4 separate regions of the Homo sapiens genome follow, and regions 2, 3 and 4 are each linked to region 1. Evidence: read pairs that join two places in POLR2A ChIA-PET (ENCODE). Cell type or tissue: GM12878. All regions are shown on one strand.

The links. ChIA-PET counts read pairs that join two places held together with the same protein. Peaks named below come from ENCODE experiments on the same cell type or tissue, not always from the same donor. Only the 100,000 strongest peaks of a DNase experiment are listed, where the experiment ranks them.
Region 2: POLR2A ChIA-PET joins it to region 1 with 12 read pairs; 1 of 35 experiments calls an interaction of 5 or more read pairs at or near these places.
Region 3: POLR2A ChIA-PET joins it to region 1 with 8 read pairs; 2 of 35 experiments call an interaction of 5 or more read pairs at or near these places.
Region 4: POLR2A ChIA-PET joins it to region 1 with 5 read pairs; 1 of 35 experiments calls an interaction of 5 or more read pairs at or near these places.

The regions. Positions count from the first base shown.
Region 1 is chr5:95,066,462-95,071,461 of GRCh38, reverse strand. The region is part of intron 1 of MCTP1 (multiple C2 and transmembrane domain containing 1); the gene reads left to right. Among named protein-coding and RNA genes, the nearest start is that of MCTP1-AS1, 90 kb to the right of the region's middle. RefSeq lists an enhancer at 1,204-1,253. In GM12878, no CTCF peak of the experiment used is centred here; no DNase peak of the experiment used is centred here; H3K4me3 peaks cover 1,205 bases; H3K27ac peaks cover 2,751 bases.
Region 2 is chr5:95,238,998-95,243,997 of GRCh38, reverse strand. The region is part of intron 1 of MCTP1 (multiple C2 and transmembrane domain containing 1); the gene reads left to right. All of the region lies in intron 6 of LOC105379085 (a long non-coding RNA gene), which reads right to left. Among named protein-coding and RNA genes, the nearest start is that of MCTP1, 44 kb to the left of the region's middle. In GM12878, a CTCF peak has its summit at 4,835 (motif pointing right); DNase peaks (open chromatin) are centred at 2,157 and 4,852.
Region 3 is chr5:94,740,198-94,745,197 of GRCh38, reverse strand. All of the region lies in intron 19 of MCTP1 (multiple C2 and transmembrane domain containing 1), which reads left to right. Among named protein-coding and RNA genes, the nearest start is that of SLF1, 120 kb to the right of the region's middle. In GM12878, no CTCF peak of the experiment used is centred here; no DNase peak of the experiment used is centred here; H3K27ac peaks cover 356 bases.
Region 4 is chr5:93,340,087-93,345,086 of GRCh38, reverse strand. No RefSeq gene overlaps it. Among named protein-coding and RNA genes, the nearest start is that of NR2F1-AS1, 240 kb to the left of the region's middle. In GM12878, no CTCF peak of the experiment used is centred here; DNase peaks (open chromatin) are centred at 1,396 and 2,366; H3K4me3 peaks cover 793 bases; H3K27ac peaks cover 606 bases.

The DNA of each region.
Region 1 (5,000 bases):
CTCTGTGAGAAAGTGACTTTTAAGCTGAGACCAAGGATATGTAGAGTTACTTTTTGTTTCCCCGCTGTTTGAAAGTTTGTGAGGATTAGAGAAAATGTATGTAAAGTACCCAGCACAGCATCTGGCAGCACCAAAATTCTCCAGAAGATTCTGATCCAGCCTGTCTCCTAATCAGTGACTACGAAGCCAGCGGGTACCTCAGACAGACGCTCTTGGGCTGCACGTGCTGCCTCAGGCTCCGGATCTGGTGTCATAGGTATGCCCAGGTTAGCTGAGGATCCCTGTGGCTACAGCCTTCCTGGTTAGCCTTCACAGTTAGCCTTCACAAGTATGCTCTGTATGTGAATTGCTGCTCAGATGTGCTTTGTTCAACATTTCTCTCCAGGGATGAACACCCTTCCTCTCGCTTCCCCTTTGTTCCAGTCCATTTGGCTTGGCTCTGATTTCCTGCCTCCTCATCTTGGGAACAGGTTCATCCCATGGTACCCTAATCCCACGGAACTTCCCTTGAACCAATACATTGCCACCTCCCCACTGAGAGATGCCAGACTCTTCTCCCAACTCTCCCAACCACCTTAACCAAGTCAGCCCCTCCCACATAGTCCCTAGTTAAGATCAGAATGAGCTTTATCTGCTTCTTAAACTTTGTTGTTCCTACCTCTGCAATCCCTCTTAGGCTATGGAACTACTGCGGGATGAATTCACCAAGCCGCAGCTGGGACTGCCTTTGTACTCCTCTCTCTAGACAGTCTGCCCCAGTCTCACACATGGCCAAAGTCTGGTAGGTAGTTGCTGAGTTCCTGAGTGTTGCTCTCTGGGCCAAGGCAGTACAGGGCAACTTCCCAAGGCAGAGCAGACAGGAGTAGTGCTTGGATTTGGATCAGACCACACTGGGCTTTGCTGAGAGGAACTGGGCCAGCATACAGAATGGTTTTTAATGGACTGGGTTTGAAACAGTTCTCAGAGTGTTGAGAGCAATTATGAAGGAATCAGAGTGGCTGTGGAAGCTGAGAGGTTTGGAGGTCCCTAAAGGTATCCCCCAATCTGTACTGCAGAATTGGAACCCCGTTGACAAGAAGAGAACTAGAGGAGGCTGGAGCAGGTGTTGCACTCAAGTGCAAGGTGTTGCACTCAGCAGTGCTGAGGCTGCAGAAAGCAGGGACACTGCCAGCAGCAACACTGCAGCTCCTGCTCCTTCCTCAGAGGGTGAGAGGCAAGCTGGGCTCAGGGTAGCCTGACTGCAGATGTGGCCTGGGACTTTGGCCTAGTAGGCCTTCCATGGACCTGGTGCTGATAGATGGGTAAGGAGAGAACCTAGATAACAACACAACAGAGTGCCTTGACAAGGGCGGGAAAATTCCAGACTCCACCACAAACAGGAAGATAGTTCTTCCCCTATTGTGGTTTCTAAAGTTTGTAATTTCCAAGCTGCTGGCAGCACTTACAGAAAGGGAGGGTCGGCCGGGCACGATGGCTCTCGCTTGTAATCCCAGCACTTTGGGAGGCTGAGGTGGGTGGATCACAAGGTCAGGAGATCAAGACCATCCTGGCTAACACGGTGAAACCCCATCTCTACTAAAAATAAAAATAAAAAAAATAGCCGGGCGTGGTAGTGGGTGCCTGTAGTCCCAGCTACTCAGGAGGCTGAGGCAGGAGAATAGCTTGAACCCGGGAGGCAGAGCTTGCAGTGAGCAGAGATTGCACCACTGCACTCCAGCCTGGGCGACAAAGCAAGACTTTGTCTCAAAAAAAAAAAAAAAAGGGCAGAAGGGTCATTTGTTTTTGTGTCTGAAGCACCCCAACTTGACATCCCTGTGAGCCTAAGGACAAGGAGCTCAAAGAAGAGTGTGCTCTGAGAACGGGTGCCTTCGTTATACTTGTATGCTTTCTATTTTCACACACATACATAGACAAGCATATCAGATTCTGCACCCTTGCGGGTAAGTCACCTGGCCTGTGTCATCAAAATGTAGCATATTTCTGTACACTGTATGTTATTCTGAAAAAAAAAAAAAATGCTATGCTCCCAAAGGCTGGGTTGACAAAGGAAAGGTGCTTGTAAGCAGTTACTTTATTATGTTTGAATTACTTTATTATGTTTGATACAATAAACTTGGCTTCTGTCATGAAAGACCCCAATGAAAACTGTCATCTGCAAAGTTAGGAGTACGTACAAATGTTTATGCTATGTAGATAGTTTATGGTCAATTTCACTCATCACTGTTTCCACTCCCTGACTTACCAATAATTTGACAGTCCTTGCAGCTGCATTGTAACTCACCATCACCCCACCCTTTGTTTCTGAGCAGTCATAGTGGGTGAGGAGAAAAATAGGGCACATTTGAGAGAAAATATGTGGCTCTACAAAAGACAAGCACATTTCTTTGGCTGTCATAATTAGCTATAAAAATTAAGATTGAGAACATCTGTTTTAATTACGTATGTAGCACAGGCTGTTCTGTTGTTTCACAGCTTCTCTCAGGAAAGGAAAAAAAAAAAAAAAAAGATACCTGCTCACAATCTTCCCCTGGAACTAAGCCTAATTCGCTTTTAGCTATAAAAAACTACTATTGATATTAAATAATGTCCCTAGGTACAATATTACGTAAAATTTTTATAATTTCTTTGGCAGACCCTGTATGGTAAGATTGGAAAGGACAGACTAAATGCAGTAAACGTAAGTTTCAAAGTGGAAATGACTGACAAAGTGTGTTAGCTCGGTGTTTAATTAGGCATAAAAGCTTTATTTTTTGACCGAATTGTGAAAACCATAGTAATGCAAACCGACATGGAGAAAGCTACTGGGAACAGCAAAGGAAATGGAAGTGAACTAAGTAGAAAACAGATCCCGGCCAATCAGGTCCTTGACAGCTTAAAACATTTACTGTTCCCCAAGTGTCCCAGAGTGTTAGACACTATAGAAAATTAACCCATAAAGCTGCAAGGTATCTTCACATCTGTCATCTGCCTCTGAGGAAGTTGACGTATTAGACTAGACTGTCCCTGGGTTTTGGTTTTGTTTTGTTTTCATTTCCTTTTTAAAAATAATTGTGATCAGATTCCTATGTTTACTGTCTGTTGGAATTAAGTATTTTACCCTTCTATTAACATATCTTCATACCCCACCAACTCTGACTCTCTTTCTCTGTCTCCTCTCTTCTCTCTGTCTCTCTCTTTCTCCTCTGTGAATCAAATCTATTTTCTCTCATTGGATATTTCTTAGAGAAAACCCTACCCAAGACATTATCTTGCCCTTGAGAAATTTGGAGTCAAATGTGTCTTGGTTCATTTTCTATTCTTGCTGAATAAAGTATTAATTTTAACTTGATTTAAATAGGATAATGATAAATTTAATAGAATAGAATAATTGCCTCTCTTTCTTTATCAAAAAAGAACGACCTTGTTGAAAGATCAAGTTAATTTAATGATTTATATTTCAAATTTAGTTTAAGAAATAGATTGTTTGACAGAGAGTGGAAAAGTGGTTACCAGAGACTGAGAGGAGGGTGCCAGAGGGATGGGGAAAGGGTCGATGTTGATGAAAAGTACAAATTTTCAGTTAGGAGGAATAAGTTGTAGTGATCTATTGCACTGCATAGTGACATTAATAATAATGTATTGTATATTTCCAAATTGTCAAAGGAATAAATTTTTAATATTCTCACCACAAAAAAGATAGGTTAGTGAGGTGATGGAAAGCTTAGTTTGACTGAATCTTTCCACAGTGTATATGTAGATCAAAACATCACTGTGTATCCCATAAATACATACAATTATTATTCATCAATTAAACTAATTTTAAAAACATTGAAGTATGTCCTAACAAAATATATATTTAAAATATTTAAAAATATAAGTATATTTTGTAGGTTAATAGTAAATGTATCTTAGTTTATTTCTGTTTAGAAATTGTATTTTTCTATTTATTCTTTTAATATATTAGTTGTAAATCCCTTTGGATTTTCTATAGAGACAATCTATGAATAATGCCAATTTTTTCATTTCTAAATCATTTATTTTCATGTTGTATTTTATTTTTGACACATAATCATTACACACATTTACGTGATAGAATGTGAGGTTTCAATACATGTATGCATTGTGTAATGATCAAATCAGGGTAATTAGCTAATGCATAACCCCAAATATTTGTCACTTCTTTGTGGTGAGAACATTCAAAATCCCCTCCTTTCGATATTTTGAAATATATGATACATTATTGTTAATTATACTCACCCTGCTGTGCAATAGAATTCCAGAAGTTATTCCAGCTGTGTATAACTTTGTATCCATTAACCAGCCTCTTCCGATCCCCCCACTCCCACCCCTCCCCAGCATCTGGTAACCACTATTCTCCTCTCTACTTCAAGAGTCCCCCATCCCAGGCCTTGGATTGGTACCGGTCCATGGTCTCTCAGGAACGGGGCAGCACAGCAAGAGGTGAATGGTCAGTGAGAGAGAATTACCCCTAAGCTCCGCCTCCTGTCAGATCAACAGCGGCCGTAGATTCTCATAGAAGTGCGAACCCTATTGTGAACTGCGCATGTGAGGGATCTAGATCGCACATTATTTACGAGCATCTAATGCCTGATGATCTGAGGTGGAACAGTTTCATTTCAAAACCATCCCCGCTCCGCCCCCGGTCCCCACTGCACTTTCTATGGGATCAACTTTTTAGATTCCACACATAAGTGAGATCATGCAATATTTGTTTTTCTGTGTCTGACTTATTTTACTTAATATAATGCCCTCCAGGTTTGTCCATCTTGTCACAAATGACAGGATTTCATTCTTTTTTATAACTGAAAAGTATTCCATTATGTATGTATATATATTAAATTTTCTTTATAAGTTTATCTGTTGACGGACACTTAGGTTGATTTCATGTCTTGGCGATTGTAAATAGTACTGCAATAAACAGATATCCCTTTGACACACTGATTTCATTTCCTTTGGATATATACCCAGTAGTGAGATTGCTGGATCATATAATAGTTCTG
Region 2 (5,000 bases), 170 kb before region 1:
TAGAACACCGGCATCCAGTTAGTGTCAATATGTGAAAGGCGAGGCACCAGTGGAGAATCGTCTTCGAATACTCTCTGTGTTTCCTCTTACAGTAAATGGTATCACCATTGTCTTGGTTGCCCAAGACAGAAAGCTGGCCATCTTGTTTAGTTCTCATTCTTTATTCATTCATCTCTTTATTTAACTTAGTCTTAACTTTCCCTGCTTGCCACTTCCAATCCATCACCAAATTCTTCCCATCTTACCTTTTTAATATCTCTTGGACTCGTTCACCTTTTTATTCAGAAGCAACCTTGGTTTTCAGTCCCTGTCATCTCGAGTGGATTACTAAAATGGTGTCTCTCTCTCCAGTTTTGTCTTATCTAACGTGTTCTCCAACTAGAGCCAGAATTTTCTTTTCTCCTGCTTTCTTAAAATGTCACTGATTCCTCATTGCTCTCAGGACAAAGTCTAACATCCCTGTAATGACATATTAGACCCTTTGTGGTCTGGCTCCTACCTATCTTATTTCTCAACACTACTTCCTCAGACTCTATGCTCCATTCATGCTGTGGTTCCCCAGGTTCCGTGATGACTCTTTTCAGAGTGCTGAACGTCCCTCTTTTTCCTCACATGTCTACCTCTTTCTCCTCTTTAAGTCTCAGCCCAAATATCACTTCTTCTAACTGGACTCACCTCATTTGTTCTCCTTCTTTCTAAAACCACAGATGTATGCCATCTATTGTTCTGGGTCTGAAAACTTATATTTTTCCAATTTTATATTTCCCTCTTTTTTTCTATTTTAAATCAGTCTCATCTTTTCTTATCATTGGGAATTTTCTGTGAATTCTACTTATCCGTTACTTTCGTAGTTTGTCCTGATCACATCATCAGAGACAGATGTCTAACAAAGCCAAATTTCCCTTGTATCACAGTCTTAAGAGGAAGTCAGGGTCCTCATGTCATGTCTCTGTGTCCCTCCTAGTGCTGGGATTCATCTTGCTTATGGATTCACATGTCCTAAATAGTGGAAGTTCTAATTTTCACAGGACCTTTAGTGACTTTTTATGGGGGTGGCATTTTATGAGCAGATAGTTTTTAAAAACAGGTTTATTGCAGCATAATTATCAGACAATTTCACATGTTAAAAGTACACAGCTTAATGAATTGTGACGTGTACATCCATGTAAAATCATCACCACATCAAGATAACAAACATTTTGATGGCTCTAGAAAATTTCCTTGTGCTCCCCTTTAATCTCTCTCTGCCTTCATCCCTTTCCCTAGGCTACCACTGATCTGACTTATGTCACCTAGATTTAATTTTCAATTCCTAGAATTTTATATAAGTGAGATGAAAAAGTATACGTCCTTTTTATTAGGAAGTTTGGATTTTTATCACTCAGTGTAATAATTTTAAGATTTATTCATGGCATTTAATAGTTCATTCTTTTTTCTTGCTGAGTAGTATTCCAACGTACAGATATACTTCAATTTGTTTATGCATTCACCTGTTAATGGACCTTTGGGCTGTTTCTACTTTTATGTTATTACAAATAAGGCCAGAAATATAAAATTTATTATTACTTCCAATAGAATATTCTCTTATTGCATCTCACAATTTTGTATTTGAGGGCTCTTGTTCAAAAAGTGACCTTTAAAAAGATGCCAACCATTAGAAAATTTTCAGAATCTCAAATTTCCAAATGACTGAGTTTGGATAATAGTTTTCCACTTTGTATTTTTATTTCTCTCTTTTTAGTAATCCCTCGCCAGAAATAAGTAGGAAACACAAAAGGGAAAAAAGGTAAAGAAAAATGTAACAAACTAGATAAATCAATCTAGTTTTTGTTGGTTAGAAGATAAATCTATTCATTTCTTAGTTAAAAATAGCTACAAGGTTGTTAGTTTTAAATGAATAAGGAGGACCACTTCATTTGAATGAAATGATGATAAGCATTTCTCTGAGGACTTTTTTTCTCACTAAGCCTTTGCATAGGCGTTTTGATTCATAAAGGTGTTGACGTTCATTAAACTTTATACTCATTTTATATTTTTATTTTCTTTGCCTATTTTCACTCAGTGAGAGACTGTGGTTCAGTGTTTCCTTTTTTGGAAAGCATGTAACTTTCTAGCTTTTCAGACTATTTTGCTTTGCGGAATTGTGCTTTAAATCTCCCCCAGAAGGGGAAGTGACTCATTTCTATACAGTAGCATGTAGGTGTTTGATGAATGTTGCTGCCAGGTAGAAATAGACTGTAATGCCAGTGTAAATGGAGTTTTACAGCTACTAAAATTTGAAGGATTTCAATTTTCTTAGGAATTTAATTGGGGAAAATTACTTCAGAAGTTTGCAGGAGCACTATGTTCTGAGGGAGAACTTTGAGCAAATAGAAATATGGTATAAATGTTATGAAATTGCTAACAGCCTAATGTAAGAATAATGTGGTCTTTGAGATGCTTTCCCCCACTAAAATATTGGCTAAGCTTTAGCAGGATGAGGCTCTAGGTGTAGTTTAAAACTTCTGGCTCTTGTGAATTCAGAGGAATCTCCAAGTCTATGTGTTTTTCAAGCTGCTATGGTTTAAAGGAAATGAGTTGTACAGTTATCTTCCTATGCAGACTTCTTAATGTTCTAAAAATAATGGCATTATCCTCATTTTAGAGACCATAAGTTGAGTTACAAATATGACATTGTCCTGCAAAGCAGCTGCCATACTGAGATGTGAGAAAGATCTTGACTTGTGTGGAAAGACTGATGTCAATGTTTTGGATGCACATTTCCCACATGGATAGGGTTTACTGAATATGAAGGATAATAATAGAGAAGATATTTGGCTAATTAAAAGTTTCTTTTCCTAATAAAGCTAGATTTCAATAGTTATAACTGTACCTAGAGCAATACCTTATTATATAGTATGTGCTCAATAAGGTTTCATAAAAATAAATGAATTTAAAACAAAGTACCCCCCAAAATTAGAATCTCTGGTTGGTTTAGAATAAAAGATGGTAAATAATTTTATAGTATAAAATATCCTACTAGGATATTTTCTAATATGTAGTCTCTCTCAATTAAAATGAAGAAAAGAGGTGGGTGGAGAGAGAGAGGGAGAGAGAGAGAGAAGACAACAAAAAAGGAAATACGAGGATTTAACTAGTCAGAATTTAAGCTGTAAGTATGAAAAGAATGTGGATAATAAAAGGAAGATAAGAGATTCTAAAGGTAGAGGAATGTTTAGATTAAACCTAAAATGGCACACTGCTAAGACTTCAGTGTACATGACCAAGTTTTAAACCTGCCAGCCTATACACACCTAACAAAGATCTCACAAAAATAAGCCTGCACTGATTTGATAGATATGTTTGCTGAATATTTTTAAAAGTCTGTTGAATATTCACTATTTGTCAAACACTATCCTAGACAAATAAGGTAAAGCATCTACCCTCAAAAGGTCCATAGTGCAGTGAGGGGAACAGAAGCAGACCAGAAATTACTGTCAAGGGCTTAGGGATGGATTGAAGTTCAGCCTTGGCCTCACTGCTCCACCCAAACCTTGAGAAGTTCTCAGCCTTTGAAAGCTCAAGAGCAAATGCCCACCTTCACTTTGTTTCTGCCATCCCTGAACTTGCGTGTGAACACCAGGTTAGCATCATATCTAATCTATACTACTACATCTCTTATGTGTGCAAGGCATGATTCTCAAACTTAAGGTCAGTATCTGAATATCAGCTTTTAAATGCAGGTAAGCATTGTAGATATAACCTAAAATGAAAATAGCCTTATGTTATTTTTATGTCAAATGTTGAATTCCAAAAAATTAAATAGAAATAGGCAAATTGTACAAACATTAAGAGATACTGATTTCGCTAGTTAACTATATGAAGAACATTATATGTTTTCAATACATATACAGTTATAAAAATTATGAAATTTGTATGTAAATAAATATATATTATAAAAGTTTAAATGCCAATGCAAAGAATAATAATACAGATGAGATCATAGTATATTTCCAACCTTTGTAGAATCGTTAACCCATATAGAAAACTTTATGACTCAAAATTTCATGAGGAGGAAAAATTGGATAAAAATGTGTAATAACATATGTAAGAAATCTTCAATTTGACATAATAAAAAAATTAAAAATGTGAAGAAGAAAATGTTAGAAAAAGTGTGAGGAGAGAGATACAGTGGTATAATAAAATGAAGAGCCTCATAGGAAGAGAGATCATCTGTCCTAATCAACTATCAAAAGCAAGTGACCCTCACCTCTTTCCACCCTCTCAGTCCTTTAGAAATTAGAAAAGCAAAGAAGAGAGTAGTAAACATGTACCCAGGAGTTTCTGTAACTTAATACTGGAAAATACCTATATCAAGAGAAAATAATTAGCAAAGTCATTGAACATCTTTAACCCAAGCCAGGTAGCCTCTGAATTAAGACATTTAGTCTTCAATTACAGACCTCTAGGAATGACTCCTGTTTCTGTTTTGTTTGATTTTCACAAGTCTTATAATTCATCCCCAGAACTAGACTCATCAGATATGTCTGGTGGCAACATCTTTAATTAAACTCTTTATTAAAATCTACAGCTGTCAAAATAAATAAACCTTAAAGCACAGAAATAAATTTGAGAGGGCTTTTCCATTAAGGCATTACCTGGAAGAGATTTTTCCAGAAAATTGAGTGCTCGGACAATGATCACTGTCATAATTTGGGCTAATTGTGGTCATAGAAAGTTTAGGAACTTGAAAACCCCCAAAGCCTAAACTGATTTAAGACTGCCTATTCTGTTTCTGCGCGTCTTCAGGAGATTTCTCCAGGGTGCTTAGATGTGCATCATAACATTTTCAGAATTTTGCCACTGGAGGGCTCAATGGCCTTTTTAATGTTTCTTCTACGAGACCAAATGTTACGTTTGTGTAACAGTGAGATGTGAGACCAAGTTTTTTCTCCCCTTTTTGAGAAAATCTGTTTTGGGTGGTACAGTTAGATGCATGATAGCCAAAAAGCTTTTGTAAA
Region 3 (5,000 bases), 330 kb after region 1:
AAGGCATTATTAAGCAAGTCCTCAAACCTGAAGCCCTAAACTTCCCCTTAGACCTTGCTGCACTCAGGCGTATCCAGTAAGAAAACTATGGTCATGAGAAGTGGCTGGGAAACATTCTTACTCTCTGTGGGTGGGAGCATGTCATAGGACTACTCTGGAGTCTTCCTTCTCTTGTTGTTTCAACCATCTTAAAAGCAATGGTTATCTGACAAGAAATGCTGTGTTAAGGCTGTGCCCTTGGACTTGTCCAAGTTTGCACAGCACAGGCAGGGCAGGATTTGAATCCAATGTTAAAGCCCCTTACTGTATTTTGGGAAATGAGCTGAACACAGTTTTAGTCTTGGTATCAAATCTCGGGATGTAATCCAGTCAAGAACTACCTATTGGTGGCTGGGCGCGGTGGCTCACACCTGTAATCCCAGCACGTTGGAGGCCGAGACGGGCGGATCACCTGAGGTTGGGAGTTCGAGATCAGCCTGACCAACATGGAGAAGCCCCATCTCTACTAAAAATACAAAATACAAAAATTAGCCCAGTGTGGTGGCACACGCCTGTAATCCCAGCTACTCAGAAGGCTGAGGCGTGAGAATCCCTTGAACCTGGGAGACAGAGGTTGCAGTGAGCTGAGATGGCACCACTGCACTCCAGCCTGGGTGACAGAGCAAGACTCTGTCTCAAAAAAAAAAATGTTAGTGAAACCAAAACTGAGATCCATTTTCAGAACTTGACCAAGTTTGCATAACGCCAGCAGGGCAGGATTTGAATCCAGTGCTAAATCCCCTGTCCATCTAATTAGTCCGTTATCCATGCTTCTTGCTCCTTGCTCCCTGTGCATTTTAGAAGTACAGAGGCTGCTAACTGGCAGCTAAGGGGCTGAATTCAGCTGTGGACAGGATTTTAAAACAGTCTTCAAAAATCAGGAGAAGCTGAGCTCAACGGCTCACGCCTATAATCCGAGCACTTTGGGAGGCCAAGGTGGGTGGATCACTTCGGATCAGCCCAGGAGTTAGAGACCAGCCTGGGCAACATGGCAAAACAAACAAACAAACAAACAATAACATTAGCTGGGTGTGGTGGCGTGCATCTGTAGTTCCAGCTACTCCGGAAGCTGAGGTGGGAGGATCACTTGAGCCCGGGAAGCAGAGGTTGCAGTGAGCTGTGATGGTGCCACTGCACTCCACCTTGGGTGATGGAGCCACATCCTGACTCAGAAAAAGAACAAGAAAAATCAAGAGCTCTCATGGAAAAATGTGGATTTTGGCCGGGCACAGTGGCTCACACCTGTAATCCTAGCACTTTGGGAGACCGAGGTGGACAGATCACAAGGTCAGAAGATCGAGACCATCCTGGCTAACATGGTGAAACCCCGTCTCTACTAAAAATATACAAAAAATTAGCCGGGTGTGGTGGCAGGTGCCTGTAGTCCCAGCTACTCGGGAGGCTGAGGCAGGAGAATGGCGTGAACCCGGAAGGCGGAGCTTGCAGTGAGCCGAGATCGCGCCACTGCACTCGAGCCTGGGCGACAGAGGGAGACTCCATCTCAAAAAAAAAAAAAAAAAAAAAAAATGTGGATTTTGAGCTTCTCTTGAAAGACGGAAAGTTCTGGCAACATTGGGCCTGGATTCCAACATGGCCATGATGACTGGGATGCCCTCTCCATGGGCCCCATGCTCTCACCCAGCCTGGCCTGTGCAGGCGTTTCCGTTTGTGTCGGATAGCTCCTTGTTGGCACCTGTCATAAAGCATTTTTCACTTTCTCTCTTATCTCACCTTCGTGAGGCTGCAAGCTTCCTTTTTTATTTCTGTCTTCTCTGCTGTGTTTTTCCTCTCTCTAGCATGGAGTCAGTGCTTGGCATATCATAGACTCTCTTTTTTTTTTTTTATTGAATTGAAATATAAGCCTGCAGATTTGCTAATAAGTTCAACATTTAATACTGCTCCAAATACAGCTTTTAGGTTAATTTTAGTATAGCCAATTCTTGCTTCGTCCCATTTATAGAAAAATAGGAGTGAGAAGCCAGTGAATAATCCCCCAGATTTTTTTTTTTTTTTTTTTACATTGGGTTACATCAGTGTTTTCATTAGATTCTTATTAGATGTTCGTACTTGATTGCTCTGTTTTGGTAGATTAGGAAATCACATTTTATTTTCCCTATGAAGTCTTCCGTGCTTCTAGGTTAGTCATCTCCCCACCTTTCTTATGCCTCTATTGTAGAATTTATCAGATAGTATCCTAAGGATTTGTTTACCAACCTGTTCCCTTACAGGCAGGGACTGTGCATTATTCATTTTCGTTATCTCCCCCAGCCTAGCAGATAATAGGTTTTCAATACAGTTTCAATGAGTGAATTATTGCCTGAAGTAGGTACACAATAGATAGAAGATATATATTGAAATTTCTTTAGTCTGACATGAAGGAACATAGACTTTACTTCCTCAAGTTAATCAGTGGTTTTGATAGTTTAATATAGTACTTTTCTTTGTATTTCTTTTCAGTTAAAAATGTAATGTTAATCCTTAAACAGCAAAGAGATATTCTGTCAAATTAAAAAAAAAAAGAAAAAGGCTTTAGAAGTTTCTATGCATTCTTCTTTGGTGTTGGTTTTCACAGGCAGTAATTGGGATCATTAGCTCATGATTCTCTTTCCAAGGCAAGCTCTAAGACCCAGGGAGCACTTGTGGGTTTGACCTAAGGCTGTTAGGCAGCCACAGTTCCTGCCTCAGCTCTGACTTTGTTAACCAAAACAATGATAGCTATGGTACTTCATTTACTTAGTATCACTAAGCCCAAGATGGAAAAATCAGTGGACACACTTAAAACTGATAAAAAGATATACATTCTTGGCCAGGCATGGCAGTGCACCCCTGTAATCCCAGTACTTTGGGAGGCTGAGGCAGGAGGATCACTTATACCCGAGAGTTTGAGACCAGCCTGGGCAACATGGCAAAACCGCATCTCTATAAGAAAAATAATAATAGAAAATTTAAAAAAATTTAAAAACATACATTCTTTTTCACTTTCTGCTATTGGGCTATAGTAGATGGGTTCGAGCATCATTTCTTCCTATAGTCTTCCACTTTCCAGCCGTTTTACCCTAATAATGTTATTACCTTAATGACACTAAAGATTTTGCCTTACACTTCATGGCTTATACAGTGTCGTTCAAACACTCTAGAAATAAAGTAGGGACTAACATTTATGGAACACTGATATGAGCCAAGCACTGGGTTAAGCATTTTAACTGGATCATTACATTTGAGGCATCTAACAACCCTAAGAAATAGGTAGCACTGTTAACCCCAATCTCACATCTGAGGAAACTGAGGTTTAGGGAGGTTAAGGAATTCATGCAAAGTCACAAGCAGTAAATCACAGAGTAGAATTCTAATTCAACGCATGCAAGCATTTGCCCCTCTGCTATCCCAGAATTCTGCTCTTATAGGCTGTTTGGCAGAAATTCCTCATCCAAAAGGTACTAGTGACTTTTGCTAGACGAGGTTCTTACCTTGGTGGCATGGGCTGCTATTATTTAATTATTACTAAAGCATCTGAGAGGAAGCTGACCACAAGTTAATTTTAAAATCATGCTCTTAGCAGCATTAGCAGAGCCTCCCAAAGTAGCTGCCAGGTCTGAGTCCTGGAGCTTGCCTGTTTCCTCTTTTGTCATCCAAGATTGATTTTGTATTGGACTCTATCTTGAATTCAACACCATAATAATTGGCACAAAAAGAGAAGTCAAGTCATTTTATTTACCAAAAGCAGATATAAATGTTTGAATGGTAGAAACCAGAGGGTCTCTTCATGTTTTCTCTCATTGTTTAGTCTAAGAAGGAAAGTGCAGCTTGAAATGAATAAACGAGTGTTCCATTTTTATACTTCTTATTGTGAGCAATCATCATTTCCTTTTTTTAACTTGAAATTTTAATTTACAAGGGTCACTATGTGAGAGTGTTTCCAGAAGCCAAATATTTTCGATGACATATCTGTGAAATTATAAGTTTTGACAACAGAGTTATAAATAAGACTCTAATTTACTTCTAAAGGTCCTCTCACATTACACACAGTTTGCAGATGAATAGTGAACATTTCACACTCCAGGGAGGAAGGAGATGCTACCAAGATGGCCGAGCAGGTGCCCTTGGTCATGAAGACTCTTGACAGCTTCCCCACCAGCTTCCTCTAACTTCATTCTCCTTGCTGTGGATTCTTGGCTTTAATCCAGTGCTTTGATTTCTCATCTTCATGCAATAATTTGTGTGTTTCCGCAACCTGTGTTCTCACCTTCTCCAGGAAGTCTTCTTTGATTAATCTCACCTTCCCAATTAATCATTCCTTTGTTGAAGGTCTTCCCAAAGTTAATAGAGTCAGGATTCTCAAGTATTTGGAAATATTTTCATCTGGGTCTGTTCAACTCCTCAAGAGCATAAAAGTCCAGTATCTCTTCGAAAGCCTGGCCTGCTATACTCTGCACACAGTTGGCACTCGGAAATATGGACCGACTGACCAAATAAACAGAAGCAGAGCTTCTCTCACAATGAAGCTCTACGTACTTTGCATACAAATTGCTAAGGTATTGGGAATAATGTCTCTATTCATATTAAAATTATGAAATCCAACAGCCTGAATTTCTGCCACTTACAACCACACCAAATTTACTCCAAGTAGCAGCTTGTTCACTAGGAAAACCTGACTCAGCAGGTTTAAATTATTCATTTTGAGCCACTTAACTTCTAGATTTCCCCCATTCAGTGGCTTAAACTCGACTTTAATACTGCATGCACTAAAAAAAATTTGCATTTAATTACAGCAGTAGTATGTTTTCCTGTTGCCATCTGAAACATACTCATTATCAGTGTCAGGCTTGCATTGAGAGAGTTTGGTTATTTATATCTAAAAAAATCAAATTCAACAAAGATAACTGAAGGCATGTAAGGAGGTTTTCCTGCTTTTTTATTGTAAGAGTATGCAGCCTGTAGAGACACAAATTCAAAATCTTGGC
Region 4 (5,000 bases), 1.7 Mb after region 1:
ACACAGTCAGGAATTTGATTCTCGTATTCACAGTTATTTTCCCAGCATTTAGAGCTGCATCAGGCATTGTTTAGGTGCTGGAAAATATTTGTTGAATGACTATAAATAAATGAAATGTGTGGATTGCTTAAAAACACTGTGAGTTCCTGAGAGAGATCTCGTTGCCTTCACTATTGATGGTTTATTCTAGCAGTTTAATTTTTTTTTAAAAAAGTGATGTTAAAAAAATAAAATCTTCGACAAAACTTGAATATACAGCTAAAAATATTTAAATTAATGTTTTCCTTATTTTACAGCTAGTCAATGATAACAATAAAGCTGTTATGTGACAAATCAAAAATCTGAAAGCCAGGACTCTGAGTGACAGTGGCAGCCGTATAGCAAAATCCAATTTATTTCTGCCTTTTTATTTTGCTTGCTCCATACTGTATCAAGAAAATATTGGTTTACACAGAAGTGGTTTGTTTTGCAATCTCAGAATACTCTTCAATGAAACTGACTGGGGAGCTTAAGAGAACTAATAGAAAATATTTGTTTCCAAGTTATATCATTAATAGTACAATATCTATTTGCTCACAAACATCATCATCCATTTGTCAGTTCCGAAGTGCTGCAAGCTTTACACAGTGGTAACAGTATTTACAAAAGGGATCCAAGCTAGGCATTCATTTGTTACTGACCACTAATTAGTCAACACATGCCAAGAAGAAGGGTGAAGGAGGGTGCCCTTCAGGTTTACCTGATCCTTGCCTAGATCCCTGCTATGGAGTGAACTTGGATGTCTGCACAAACACATTCTCCCAGGCTTGCAGAACCTTGGAATTCCAAAGAACATTGTTGGTAGGAGGGAAGGAGGTAGGTAGGAGAAAGAAAGCTTCATTAGTCCTTATAAATGGGACTTTGTCTGAATTAGGCATTTGTTCACTTGTATATTCCCAAGTGTCTGTTGAGTGTCTACCGTAAAGAAAGGGCTCCTCTTTAAGGGGCTTAAAATCCAGCTGTATATATAAAACTTATGTTAGGGAAAATGGAGCAGCCAATACAAATAGGATAATGTAGTTCAAATGACTTTGAAGGAATACAAAGAGAGTAATTGGTGTGGGGTGGAGATGGTTAGTGAAGGTTTCTCTACTTGCCAGTTCTTAGAATTGTTTTAAAATAGGAATATTCTTGGCACTCTTCACGTGGCTGTACATACATACACATCATGCAGAGTCACTGTTTTTCATGAAGGATTTAGTTATACAAACTCTGAGAAGTCAAGAGCAACGTCAAAGAAGAACATTCTTTGACTCAGATCTTTTGGGTTGGCTTTAACCGCATGTCATCCATTAATGACTGGCTCAACTTACTCTGGGTCAAAGTGAAAACATATATTAGCTCAATTGGTCTTTAAAATGTTTCACACATCATGAGTACTTTGAGTGATGGGGCACACTTTCTTCTACCCAGTAACTATAGGCTTATTTGAATTTGAATTTACTGACAAGTAAATATGTAAGTTGAATAGCTGGAGTTAAGGAAGCTCACAACCCCTCAATGGCAATGTTGATTTTTTTCTCCTCCCAGTGGTTTGAGAATATGGAGGGAACCTGAGAAATAAGGAAGAAAAAGCAATTTGAAATAAAATAAAATGTTTATAGACTTAAGACCATGAATAAACACCCATTTCATTTGCAGATACTATCACTTTTACACAGGAAAGAAAACTCTGTGATATTCTTCCCTCCTTCTCTTTCAGGCTATGACTGTATCATCATTGTTCAAATTATCATGACTTCCAGAAGGTAGAAAAGAATTAACAATCACTTAATTATTAATCACCTGTAATTGGAACTGAAGACTATAAAATGTAAAGGATGAGAAGCGAGCAGATTAGTGGAATGGGAAAGGAAGTAGGGCTGGGATAACTGCTTTGGGGTTAACTCTTTGGTAAAGCAACTCCTCTCACCTGACTTCCTGGCTGTCTCTCTGCCATGTGGCTTCCCGGGTGTACTCCTGCGGAAAGGAGGAGAGATGTGTAAGGCAAACTTGGTCATGGGGGTGCCAGGAACGGGGAGCTGTACTTTCCTGGTCTAGCTGGAGGCCCAAATCAAACAGCAGGTAAAAGGTCAAGTAAGGTCAATACCAACCAGCCCAGAGAGGCAGCAGCTGCTCTTTTGCCTCGAGTGCTTTTCAATTTGGAAGAACCGAGAAGAGCAGTTTCTCTCTGAATCACTGCTTTCCCAGGCTTATGAATTTCAGAACCTCTTGTACTTTCTGTTGCTTTCCCAACACGGACTTGTTTCAGGCTTCCCTGCACACAGATTGCAGTGATGTGGGCAAACAATTTTGACAAGATATGCAGCTTTGAGAAAACGCACTCTAGGCTTAAAAGGACATGCACTGTTGTTGGCCTCTTTGTAGGGGAGGTGGTGGGAGCTAGGTCTTAAGCACCTGAGAGGGACACCCAGGTCTGGAGTGCCTCCTACGCAGTGGGGCCATGCAGTCAGCATCCTCAGCTGAGCTCAGCTCAGAATTGAAACCAACAGACAGTTATTTTCTGTCTGGACTTTAGAAGAAAGAAAAAAATTGCATATTTCATCCAAGGATTTTTACTCATACTTCTTATATCTGAGTTCGAAAATATTTATTGACTCTATTTTTTATTTTTTAATTTTTATTTTTAGATTCAGGGTCTCAGTCTGCCACCCTAGCTGGAGTGCAGTGGTGTGATCATCGCTCACTGAAGCCTGGAACTCCTGGGCTCAAGTTTCCTCCTGCATCAGCCTAAGTAGCTGGGACTACAGGTGTGCATCACCACCGTGCCTGGCCTGAAAATATTTATTGAAAACCACCTTGTGTACAGAGTGCTGTGGAAGGATGAAGAAGACATTGGAGATCTTCATTCTGTTGTTGAGGAACTACCATCTAAATTGGAGCTGAAAGCCTGTGAAAATTGATGTAAATGCTTATGAAATAGCGGAGAAAGGACAAATGAGCACTTCGACAAAGAAAGGGGAGGGACAGGATATTTTGTGTTTCTTCCCACTCTGACAGTGGCTGCCAGAGGCTGCCTTTCTGCAGCAAACTTCCCATGTTTTCTTTTTATAAGGTTTTTGGCCACCTATTAATTTTCTTCAGCCTTCTCTGGTTGATCTTGTTCTGATTTAGTTTCCTTTTGGGCAAGGATGTGGGTCTAATCATTAACTCAGCCTACAGGCTTGTTGCCTTCAAAGAGTAACTCCTTCAATCCAGGGGGCTGCGGTGGGGAAACAAATATCCAACACTTTTAAAGGAAAGCCAAAAAAAAAAAAAAAAGAATTTAAATTTTGCTCTTTGAAAATAAGAGAAGGGGCCGGGCGCGGTGGCTCACGCCTGTAATCCCAGCACTTTGGGAGGCCGAGGCGGGTGGATCATGAGGTCAGGAGATCGAGACCATCCTGGCTAACAAGGTGAAACCCCGTCTCTACTAAAAATACAAAAAATTAGCCGGGCGCGGTGGCGGGCGCCTGTAGTCCCAGCTACTCGGGAGGCTGAGGCAGGAGAATGGCGTGAACCCGGGAGGCGGAGCTTGCAGTGAGCCGAGATTGCGCCACTGCAGTCCGCAGTCCGGCCTGGGCGACAGAGCGAGACTCCGTCTCAAAAAAAAAAAAAAAAAAAGAAAATAAGAGAAGGATAAAATACTCTATTGTCTGCTTTTAAAATTAAGGGCTCTCCTTTATAACTGGATGCAGCACTTTACTCAATACATATGACTAGCGATAGAATAAATTTCAAGACCATATTTTGGCCAGTGAAAGGAAAGATGCTGTAGAGGAAATGTTTAGATGGGGAAATAAAGAGCTCAGAAAAGAGGCAGATTCAACCTTGATATTTTCCAAATTCCTGAAAAACAAATTCTGCAAGGGTTCGTATGTAGTTCCCGGGCAGCACAGAGTGGTGGAAACACCATGTGCATTGGGGCCAGGGAGGCAGGCATGGAGCCTCGGGGTGTTCTGGGTAATTTTCAGCAGTGGCTTCTGCTTTCAGCCCCGATTGCTTCATGGGGTTATCAACCAGTAATGAGAAAAATGTGCATGAAATATCTGGCACAGGCAGACCTTAAATAAATGTTAAAAACAAAGTCTCGTTTGCTTTATTTTGGTGTCCATAGGCATGCAGAAGGTGAAAATGCAAGCCCTTAGATAGGAGTTTGCTTTCTTGTGGTAACATCTCCATTGAAAATAATCTTGTCGTTTAAACAACCATTGGCACTCATTCTTGAGCCTTGGAATGATGCCAGCCTGGGGAGAGCCTCTCCTGGGCTCCCATAGGCTGTTGTGTGTATTTGTGTGAGGGTGCAAGGAGCTGTGTGGCTTGGGAGCTAGGCTCTCAGGGGCATGTTGTTAAGCTAGATAACTTTCCTTGCTGGGTAAAGCTAGTAACCTTTTTTAGTTTTGATTTTATCTGTAAAATGGAGATAATAGCACTAGCTTTGGAGAGGTAGTGTTGATGTGTATTAAGTGATACACAAGAAGACTGTGCTCAGTAAGTGGTATCCACCACTGTGTTGTCACAGGGAGCCCATTCTTCCACTCAGTGTCCTCCGTGGGCATCTCCAATGATATGGGAGCTGGCTGCCCTACGAGGGAGAAAATTTCATTTTCTGGGTAACTTTTACTGTAGGAAATTTCCTTCTTGTTTTCACATCATGTAATGTGAGCGTGATGGAGAAGGAGAGGAAACTAGGAGAGCTGGGACTCAAATTGGGGAAGAAGTATCTCAGCTCTGGGGCTGGTTCCCAATAAAGGATGAATAGCAGGCAAATGCACATTATTCAGTGGTATGAGGCTGTGCTTGATACCCTAGATGCTCTGATGGTGGGAGGGTGATCTATGGTAGTGAGAAGATTCCAGCCAATGCTGATACTTGCACTCAGGTGGGTCAGCCTCCATGTGGTTTTCTTTAGTTGCATTTAGTCTATTTTAGGATACTAAAGAGCATTGGATTTATTCATCTTGACAATATTCTTAAAACAA